2 separate regions of the Homo sapiens genome follow, and region 1 is linked to region 2. A link is a loop called in an ENCODE intact Hi-C map of the cell type or tissue named here. Cell type or tissue: heart left ventricle. All regions are shown on one strand. Each heading gives the region's core, and the rest is flanking DNA. Links, peaks and the distances in the headings are about the cores only.

Region 1 (5,389 bases), core at 254-5,253, 49 kb after region 2:
TTTGTTTTTATCAGTAGAATTTAAATGCTTTTCTCTCTCTGTAGTATAGAATTTATAAGCTTATCTTTGATTAAGGTAATAATGAATGTATTAATCACGTAATAGTAAGTTCTATTAGCATTCTTTCTTTTCCATTACAACCTCACTAGTTTCCATTACAATTCAAAAGTAGCATGGTAAGAGTACATATTATCTTGGGGTGGATATATATGTATGTATGGCTGGTGCATAACAACCTTTCCCATACAGCACACTTACAAAGATGGATCTCTAATATATGGCAATGGCTGTCATTCACAGATTCTTTACACTACTGCAGCAAGTCATGTTTTTCCTCTGATATCTGGCATTGTCTGATAAATGTAATATTTTCATTTCTAGAATGCAAACTGCAGACCCCATATCTTTGAGGATCCTTTCAGTATCAACTCTGGAAAGAAAATGACTACATCAACTGACCATCTCAAACGAGGCACAATTCTGGTAAATTAAGACAAGTGCTATTTTTACCTTTTGCTTTCCAAATGAATAAAATTGATATCAATCTAGAAATAACCATCTGAAGAATTTAAATATAGATATTTGATAAAACGGCAAGAATACTGATATGTATCTCTGGACATTTAAACAGGACTGCAATACATGTAAATTTGCTACCATCACATGTAATCTCACTTCTTCTGACATCAGCCAAGTCAATGTTTCGCTTATCTTGTGGAAACCAACTTTTATAAAAGTAAGTAAATACATAGTTCTATGCACTTATTGAATAATATCAATAAATATTCATTTACCACTTAGAATATGCAAGGCACTGTGCTGCTTTTGGAAAGAATGTGCGACTGGAAGTATAAGAGGATGTGACCAAGCCCCAGCTCTACTTAACCAGCTATGTGTGTCTCATCTTCCTTGTCTGTTAAGAACTAAGATATTACCAAGGTCCCCTCTGGAGAGATATACTTTTTTCAATCTCTCTTATCCTTTTTCTTTGTACTTTAAGAGATAAATACCTTTCCAGTACCAAAGCTTGCACTTATCTTAATACTTTGGAACTCAGTTAATGTACAGAGTATAATAAAGTGGCAACCCTTGACCCCAGTAACAAAGGAAAGAGCTAACATATACCATAGACTTACTGTGTTTTATCAGACTGTTATTATATGTATAATTTTATAATATATAGGTATATATGAAGCCTTTTTTCTTTTTTTTTTTTTTGAGACGGAGTGTCTCTCTGTCGCCCAGGCTGGAGTGCAGTGGCACGATCTCAGCTCACTGCAAGCTCCACCTCCCGGGTTCACGCCATTCTCCTGCCTCAGCCTCCCGAGTAGCTGGGACTACAGGCGCCCACCACCACGCCCGGCTAATTTTTTTTTGTATTTTAGTAGAGACTATGAAGACATTTTTAACCCCTTATAAAGCCAAATCTGTCTGACAATAAGCTACTTTAAAACTTTTTATTGTATTTTGTATTATTTATTTCTCAGGAAGTATTTAGTTGAACATATGACTTTGCCATTTTTGAATTTGATTATAGTAAGTTGCTATTTTTATGTCATTAACTGTTAATATTGGCAATTTCATTTTTTAAATTTCAACTTTAATTTTAGATACAGGGAGTATACATGCACGAGTTTGTTACATGGGTATATTTGCAGGATATTGAGGTTTAGGGTACAGATTCCATCGCTCAGGTAGTGGGCATAATACCCAATAGGTAGTTTGTCAGCTCCTCCAAGTAGTCCATGGTGTCTACTGTTCCCATCTTTATATCCATGAGTACCCAAGGCTTAACTCTCACTTATACGTGAGAACATGTGGTATTTGGTTTTCTGTTCCTGTGGAATTTGCTTAGGATTATGGCCTCCATCTGCATGTATGTTGCTGCAAAGGACATGATTTTGTTCTTTTTTATGGCTGTGCAGTGTTCCATGGTGTATATGTACATATTTTCTTTATCCAGGCCACTGTTGATGGGCACCTATGTTAATTCCATGTCTTTGCTGTTGTGAATAGCACTGCAATGAAGATATGACCGCACGTGTCTTTTTGGTAAACAGTTTCTTTCGGGTATATACACCCAGTAATGGGATTGCTGGGTTGAATGGTAGTTCTGTTTTAAGTTGTTTGAGAAATCTCCAAACTGCTTTCCACTGGCTGAACTAATTTACATCCCCACCAACAGTGTATAAGCTTTTCCTTTTCTCTGCTGCCTCACCATTTTCTGTTATTTTTTGACTTCTTAATAATAGCCATTCTGACTGGAGTGAGATGGTACCTACCTCATTTTGGCTTTTATTTGCATTTCTGTAATGATTAGTGATAATGAGAGTTTTTTCATATGTTTGTTGGTCACCTGTATGTCATGTTTTAAGGAGTCTATTCATGTCCTTCGCCCATTATTTAATGTGGTTATTTGTTGATTGATTGCTTGCTGAGTTGTTCAAGTTCCTTATTCTGGATATTAGACCTTTGTCAGATGCATAGTTTGCAATTATTTTCTCCCATTCTGTAGGTTGTCTGTTTACTCTATTGATAATGTCTTTTGTTGTGCAGAAGCTCTTTAGTTTAATTAGATCCCACTTGTCAATTTTTGTTTTTGTTGCAATTGCTTTTAGAGACTTAGCCAAAAATTATTTGCCAAGACCAATGTCAGAGAGGGTATTTCCTAGGTTTTCTTATAATATTTTTATAGTTAAAGGTCTTATATTTAAATCTTTAATTTGTCTTGGTTAGTTTTTATATATGGGGAAAGTTAGGGGTCCAGTTTCATTCTTCTGCATATGGCTAGCCAGTTATCCCAACACCATTTTTTGACTAGGGATTCCTTTCCCCATTGCTTGTTTTTGTTGGCTTTATCAAAGATCAGACGGCTGTAGGTATGTGGCTTTATTTCTGAATTCTCTATTCTGTTTCACTGGTCCATGTGGCTCTTCTGTACCAGTATCATACTGTTTTGATTACCGTAGCCTTATAGTAGAGTTCGAAGTCAGGCAGTGTGATGGGTCTGGCTTTGTTCTTTTTACTTAGGATTGCTTTGGCTACCTGAGCTCTTTTTTTAGATCCACATGAATTTTAGAATAGTTTTTTCTAATTCTGTGAAAAATGATGTTGGTACTTTAAGAGCAACAGTGTTAAATCTATACATTGCTTTGGGCAGTATGGCCATTTAATGATATTAAATGAAAGGTTTTTTCTTTTATTTGTCTCATCTCTGATTTCTTTCAGCAGTGTTTTTTAGGTCTCCTTTTAGAGATCTCTTACCTCCTTGGTTAGCTGTATTCCTGGATATTTCAGTGTTTTTTGTAGCTTCTGTAAATGGAGTTTTTTTTTTTTTTTTGAGACGGAGTCTCGCTCTGTCGCCCAGGCTGGAGTCCAGTGGCGCGACCTTGGCTCACTGCAAGCTCCGCCTCCCGGGTTCACGCCATTCTCTTGACTCAGCCTCCTGAGCAGCTGGGACTACAGGCACCCACCACCATGCCCGGCTAATTTTTTTTTTTTTTTTTGTATTTTTAGTAGAGATGGGGTTTCACTGTGTTAGCCAGGATGGTCTCGATCTCCTGACCTCATGATCTGCCCACCTCAGCCTCCCAAAGTGCTGGGATTACAGGCGTGAGCCACCGCACCCAGCCCTGAGTTGTGTTGTTTATTTGACTCTCACCTTGAACATTATTGGTGTATAGAAATGCTACTAATTTTTGTACCCCTATTTTATATTCTGAAACTTTACTAAAGTCATTTATGAATTCTAGGAGTTTTTTGGCAGAGTCTTAAGGGTTTTCTAGGTATAGGATCATATTACCAGTGGAAAAAAGATAGCTTGACTTCTTCTATTCCTATTTGGATGTCTTTATTTCTTTATCTTGCCTTATTGCTCTGGCTAGGACTTAGAGTACTAGGTTGAATAGGAGTGGTAAGAGTGGGCATCCTTGTCTTATTCCAGTTCCCCAGGGGAATGGTTCCAGCTTTTGCCCATTCAGTATGATATTGGCTAGGATTAGTTACAGATGACTCTTATTATTTGGAGGTATGTTTCTTTGATGCCTGTCTCTACCTAGAGTTCTTGTGCTGATTCTTTCTCATCTTGGGGGACTGATGTTCTTCAACTGTGGTGTAAGTTGAGTGTAGTCATTTGGGTTTGTTTCTGGATGCTTTCAGAGGGCCAAGTCTCTGTACAGGATCTTTATTTGTGGGTGTATGCTCACAGGAGTGTTTATTAGCAAAGTAATTTTTGGTGTTGTTGTTTGAGCTGTGATCCAGTAGAGGGCAATTAAGGGTAATGGGCAGTAGATAGGCTCTTAGTCTTGCCACTCTTGTATTTGCTCATGTTTGCAGGGGTGCTCTGCAGTGGGTAGGGAGAGGCCTCCTCCAATCACTGGCACTGTACCCATGTTTCTTTTGTTAGGTGTTCTGGGCCACAGGCTCTCTCGGGCAGAGGCCATGGCAGGTAGATAGGTGACACCTTTTCCGAACCAGCCCTGTGGAGGGAGTCATGCCCTACTCCAGTGCTGGCCCACGCTGGCCCACGAATCCATGTTTGTTACCCATCTCAGTGCTCTGAGATGGGGGCTCCTCCCCTACTTGAGTGCCAGCCATAGATCTCAGCTTGGTACTCCTGAGACGGACATGCCATCTCTGGGTCTCCAGGACACCCCGCAGCTCAGAGTCAGGCTCTGGTTGCTTTGGAGGATCCAAAGTCCTCCCAGGTCACAGGGAAAGTACTCAGGTGGGGCGCAGCACCCAGGCTGGGCGGCAGAGACTGCGCTGTGCACATGCTCCTGTGGGGCAGTTAGGCAGGGACTCTGGGAGGGTCTGGCAGGCGGGAGAGGCTGCAGAACAGACATGCCCCAGTCCCATGGGGAATGCCTGCTTTCTCCTGGCTTGTGGTCACCTGGGGCTAGAGCCTCTCTGAAGGAGATGGGGAGTCCGAGGGGATGGGCACCTATGTCTGTGCTCTGCTCACAAAAGCTCCTGGGCTCCATGCTAGCTGAAGCCCTGTCTCTACCTGCTCCCTGGGAAAATCCACCTGCCAGCTCACACATCCATTGGAGATGTTGGGTACTCTGTAGCTTAGATCCCAGATGTCTGTGGCAAGAGTGAGCTGTCCCTCAGTCCCCTCCCTCACCCCTTCTCCAGGAGCCATTTAGGGCCAGGAAGTAGCCCAAGCATTCAGGTACCCTACGCAGGGTTCCCAGCTTCTCCCTCTTCAGCCTCAGCATCTGTGTTGCCTCTCCACACACTTGCGGTGTTTTCTCCCTAGAGATCAGATCTGCCCAAATTATATTATTTACTTGATAATTTGGGATCTCTTAGTGGGAGAGATGGCTGTGTCTAGTTAGCCATCTTGTCCCCCTAGATCATCAATTTCATTTTTAATCCTAAATAAGTG
Region 2 (5,389 bases), core at 335-5,334:
TTTCATTGTTTTTAACATTTTAAAAAGAGTGTAATGCTGTATATAATATTTTGGAACTTTTAAAACTTAATACTATATTAAGATTCATCCATAATGTTGCATATCTGTATAGTTCATTCTGTTTTTAAAAATTGAAGTGATATTTACAATACAGTGAAATGCAAGGTTTCAGTGTGAAAAGTGTGCACGAAGTGAACAATTTGGTGAGTTTTGACAATTACGTGCACCCACATAAGACTTAATCAAGATATAGAGCAATTTCATCACTCCCAGAAAGTTTCCTGTGCTTTCTTTTTTAAAATGTATCTTTAATTTTTATGGATACACGATAGCTGTACATATTTACCTGGTACATGTGATATTTTGATACAGGCATACAGTGGCTAATGATCAAATCTGGGCAATTGGAATATCCATCACCTCAGACACTTATCATTTCTTTGTGTTGGGAATATTCCAAATCTTCTCCTGTAGCTATTTTGAAATATACAATATGTTTACTGTAGTTGTCCTATAGTGCTACTGAACACTAGCTCTTATTCCTTCCATCTAATTATAGTTTTAAATCCATTAACTAACCCCTCTTCATCCCTGCTCTTCCCCACTACTCTTTCCAGCCTTTGATAACCACCATTCTATTCAGTATGTCTATGAGATCCACATTTTCAGCTCACACATTTGAGTGAGAACGTAGTGATATTTGTCCTTCAGTGCTTGGCTTATTTCATTTAATATAATGTTCTTCAGTTCCATCCATGTTGCTGGAAATGACAAAGTTTTGTTCTTTTTAATGGATAAATAATATTCTGTTGTGAAGATATACCATGTTTTTTTAAATCCATTCATCCATTGATCCATACTTAAGGTTAATTCTATATCTTGTCTATTGTAAACAGTGCTGCAATAAACAGGGGAGTGCAGATATTTCTTCAATATACTATTTCCTTTCTTTGGGATATATACCCAGCAATGTTTTTTTTTTCTTTTTTTTTTTTCATTTTAAATACACACCTCCTGTAGTAACCACTGATGTGACATACCACCATAGCTCACTTAGATTGCCAATTCTTGAATTTCAAATAAATAAAACTGTATAGTATGTACTGTGTGTTTAGCTTTTCACTCAACATAATTATTGCTTGTGATATTTTGTGTACTGGGGATTCATTTTTTGTTATTGTTATCTATTTTATAGACCACAATTTGTACTCTACTGTTTATAGACATTTTGCTTGTGTCCAGTTTGAGTTATTGTTATAAATGTATCATGAACACTAAAAAAAAAAAAAAAAAAAAACCAAAGTGATAATCTTCAGGTAACACTTGCAACTATGGTAAAAACTAATTTTTTTATTTATTACAGAAGTGATTTTTTATTATAAAGTTTTAAAAAAAATATTGAAGCAAATATAAGGAAACACCTAGTGTCCTAATATACAGAAATACAAAATAATATATTATGATACACATTTTTTCACATTTTTTATGCCCATGTACTTATGTGATTTAAAAAATAGAATTAGGTCATATCTACATATTGGGGATTTTTAAATTTTTTTGCATGTTAAATTTTACATATTGTTTTAAAAATGTTTTCATTATCTTGAACATTTTTATATTAAAAACAGTTTTAACATAAAAAATTTTTACATTAAAAACTAATTTTTTTAGGCAGAAAAAGTACAAACCTCAACAAAGCTAATTAGTTGGACTTCATCAAAATGTAAAACTTCTACTCTTCAGATGACACTGTTGAGAATATGAAAAGACAATCTACAGACGGGAAGAAAACATCTGCAAAACACATAAAGGACTTGCATCCAGACTATATACAGAACTCTTACAACACATTTAAGGGAAAATAAACATCTCGTTTTCTTTTAATGGGAAAAAGATTTGAACAGACACTAACTACACCGAGGAAGAAATACTATAGCAAATAATTGTATGAAAGAGTCTCAACATCATTAGTCATTAGAGAAATGCAAATTAAATAAGACACCACTATACGCTAACACAATTGCTAAAACTAACAAGTGAACAAAAAAAACTGACAATAACAAGTATTGACACGCATGCAAAGCAGCTGGATCTCTTAGACATTTCTGATGGGAATAGTAAAATGGCAAAATGGGACGATTACTGTGGAAAGCAGTTTGGCAGTTTCTTAAAAAGTTAATCATTCACTTATTGTATGACCCAGCACTTTCATTTCTAGTTATTTACTCAAGAGAAAAGAAAATATATGTCTATTACAGAGACCTACATGTGAATATTTACAGCAGCATTATTCATAATATGTTGAAGCTGCAAACAACTCAAATGTTCTCATTAAGTAAATTGTGGTGCATCCATACAATGGAATGCTACTCTGCAATAGAAAGGACCCAACTACTGCTACATGCAGCAACACGGATGACTCTGAAAAGCATTGTACAAAGTCACAGAAGCCAGACACAAATGGCTACATACTATATGATTCCTTAAATCTGACATTCTGGAAAAATCAAAGCTATAAGGACAGATTATTTATCGGTGGTTGCCAGGGTTGAACGAGGGGAGGAAGGGATTGACTATAGGGGCAGGAGGGAACTTTTTGGGGTGATGTAAATATTCTACACCTTGATGTGGCAGTAACACAACTATATTGGTTTGTCACACTCATAGAATTGTACATCTAAACAGGGTGAATTTTACTGTATATAATTTATTGCAATAAACCTTACCTTAAAAAAAAACTAAATGTTTGAGAAAACCTGCTTGGACATCTAAATAATTATAGTTAACAATCATATATAACTCCTGCTTCTCTCTCCTCTTCATAAAAAAGAATGCCCCTGTCTCCAGCATTTGGTTTCAAACAAGAATATCTCAATTGTTTATTTTCCAGATTGCCAATTTAGATTACCACTTAGTCCAGTATGTGTTTAAAATATATATGTGCTGGACTGTGCCTTGGTAATAGTTTCAGGAAGAATTGCTCATTCAAAAGCAGGCAACTCACTTGCTGATTGCCTTTGCCAGCAGATAATGACATCACTAGCTGGAATAATATCAAAGACATTCAGAAACTATGAATATAACATTACTTTTGAACTGTCAGATTTTAAAAATACAGCTGTTAGTAACAGGGACACAGAGTACAAGAGGAGAAATTTTCACAGACATACAAAATTGCCCTTTATATTTTTCTACACCAATTGTGGTGTTTATATAACAGTTAATATTAGGGAGTCTACAAATTTTGAAAATCACTCTTCCATAAATATGAAAGTACATAAAAATTCCATTATGCTAAGGTACTCTACACTGTTGTTTACTGACAAAATGCTTGAGATCCTTTATTTAACACATAGAATTTAAAATATATTCTTGCTGTTTCTGTTGTGTCTTAGATTCTTGGCAGCTATAACCGAGGAAATTTAAGCACTGAAAAATTTGTGGAGGAAATAAAATCAATTGCAAGTGAACCCACTGAAAAGCATTTCTTCAATGTCTCTGATGAATTGGCTCTAGTCACCATTGTTAAAACTCTGGGAGAAAGAATATTTGCCCTGGAAGGTATGTCTATTTATCTTATTGCTGCATGTTCTCTCTGCAATTCAAAATCAGTATAATGGGATTTTTGTATTTATTCCTAATACATCAGTAATACTTTTTTTTTTTTTTTACTGTGTACAATATCTAGCATGGAACAATGCTCTTTTATATAAATCTGCCATTAAGATGGCTGTTTCTCACAACACTGTGTCTGCTAGAGACTCTCTTTGTAAGGGCATGGTAGGGCAGTGCTGATGGGACAGCCGATGAAGACAATGGTCAATGTAGATGTGCCAGGACAAAAATGTTTCCATGTGCTTTGTTCCTTTTCTGTTACATAGATTTGGAAAATGAGGGTACTACCTCTGGTTTGGGTTTTTTTTGTTTGTTTGTTTCTTCATTTCATATTGAGCTACTACAAGAGTGCTCTTATGCAATAACTTCTTTGTTCACTTATTTTCTCTGTATTTTGCTCCTTGCCCATTTTAAAGGTCTTCATGGAAATTTGCCTTAAAATCCATGGCAATGAAACATTGGTTCACTGTATTTGTCTAAATCATGTTACTTCTTTGCAGATTTTTCCTTGAGTTTTCAATGGTGACTGGCTGTTGAGGATAACGAGTTATGGCATTCCCTATTCTGCCTTAGGTAGAGGATGTCAAGTAGCTAATTACTTTGGAACTCGATCTTTCCTAAAAAACAAAAAAAAAAAGTCTTCAGAATTGTTATGCCAGGCAAACTGGCAAAGCTTCTTTCTTCACATTCTTTGATGATCTCTAGTCTCAGGGAACATGCGCCTTTTCTCCAACTAGGGAGAGAAACCACCAGAGAATTCTTTTCCCCTTAGGCTACATCCAAATCCAGTTGACCCTGTCCTTGTGAGGACACACTGAAAGACTGTTGTTTCTACATCTTAACAATAGAAATTTAAAAGCACTTTCTCAGTTTCCCTGATTTGATTGATAATAGGAAACAGAAAGACAAAATGGGAATGAGACACAACTGAAAAAAAGTAGACCATTTTGATTGAGCGTCAAGGGGCTGGGAAAATGCAGAAAAATTAGAATATGAAAATGTACAGAAAGGAAAGATAATTATTTAGAGTTATGGCTTTCAAACTTTTTTTGAGTGTGACTCACGATAATAACTACATTTTGCTTTTTGACCCAGTGCACATAAATATATACATATAAAAATAAGGCAAAGTTTCACAAGATAATTCTTATTACATGTGATGCACTGTGATGGTTTCTCATCAATTCCATTCTACCCTAATCTCTTTCAATGAAAAAAAAATGCTGGCTATACTCAGTCTGTTGATTTCATGACTGGGTCACAATCCGTACTTAGAACATTTGATTTAGAGGTGATAGGAATCTACAGGCCAGCCAGACTGAATTTCTGTGCCTCCCTTTTCCCCTGGCCTCTTTCCCCTGTGCCTTTAGAAACAGAACACTCTAATTGTTTATGAGTCTGGAGTCCCAGCTGCTTCTGAAGAACTCAGCTGTCTTGTGCTCTGTGTACAAGTCATTTTTAAGTGGCTTTGGTCTCTCAACAGCTCTCCCGGTGTCATTTACCAATAAACCAGATTATGAGCTTGGCTGGCCTTAAGGAAAATACATAAGGTCTTCCAACTAATTGTGTACTTTTAATTTTTAATAACATGGGCTAAGATATGATAGAAACAATCTGTAAAAATAATTTAAAAGAAAAGTTACATAGTTACATTTGATAGTTCAACAGAATACAGTGTCATTTCTAAATCTCCTTTTAAGTAAGCAAGTAACCTAAAACTGGCAAAAATGAAGCCCACTTCAGCTAGGGGAGGGGGAGATCAATTGCCTGAAAT

What was found. Hi-C counts contacts between places; a loop is a spot of excess contacts. Peaks named below come from ENCODE experiments on the same cell type or tissue, not always from the same donor. Only the 100,000 strongest peaks of a DNase experiment are listed, where the experiment ranks them.
Region 1: a loop joins it to region 2, with 4 times the contacts of the local background. A loop is called at or near these places in 1 of 110 quality-filtered maps.

Annotation. Positions count from the first base shown.
Region 1 is chr5:52,939,209-52,944,597 of GRCh38, forward strand. It overlaps ITGA1 (integrin subunit alpha 1), which reads left to right. Exons shown (of 29, transcript NM_181501.2): 25 at 382-483; 26 at 632-736. The region is part of intron 3 of ITGA2-AS1 (ITGA2 antisense RNA 1); the gene reads right to left. Among named protein-coding and RNA genes, the nearest start is that of ITGA2, 47 kb to the right of the region's middle. In heart left ventricle, for the core only: no CTCF peak of the experiment used is centred there; no DNase peak of the experiment used is centred there.
Region 2 is chr5:52,890,280-52,895,668 of GRCh38, forward strand. It overlaps ITGA1 (integrin subunit alpha 1), which reads left to right. Exons shown (of 29, transcript NM_181501.2): 9 at 3,396-3,561. Among named protein-coding and RNA genes, the nearest start is that of PELO-AS1, 92 kb to the left of the region's middle. In heart left ventricle, for the core only: no CTCF peak of the experiment used is centred there; no DNase peak of the experiment used is centred there; H3K27ac peaks cover 2,686 bases.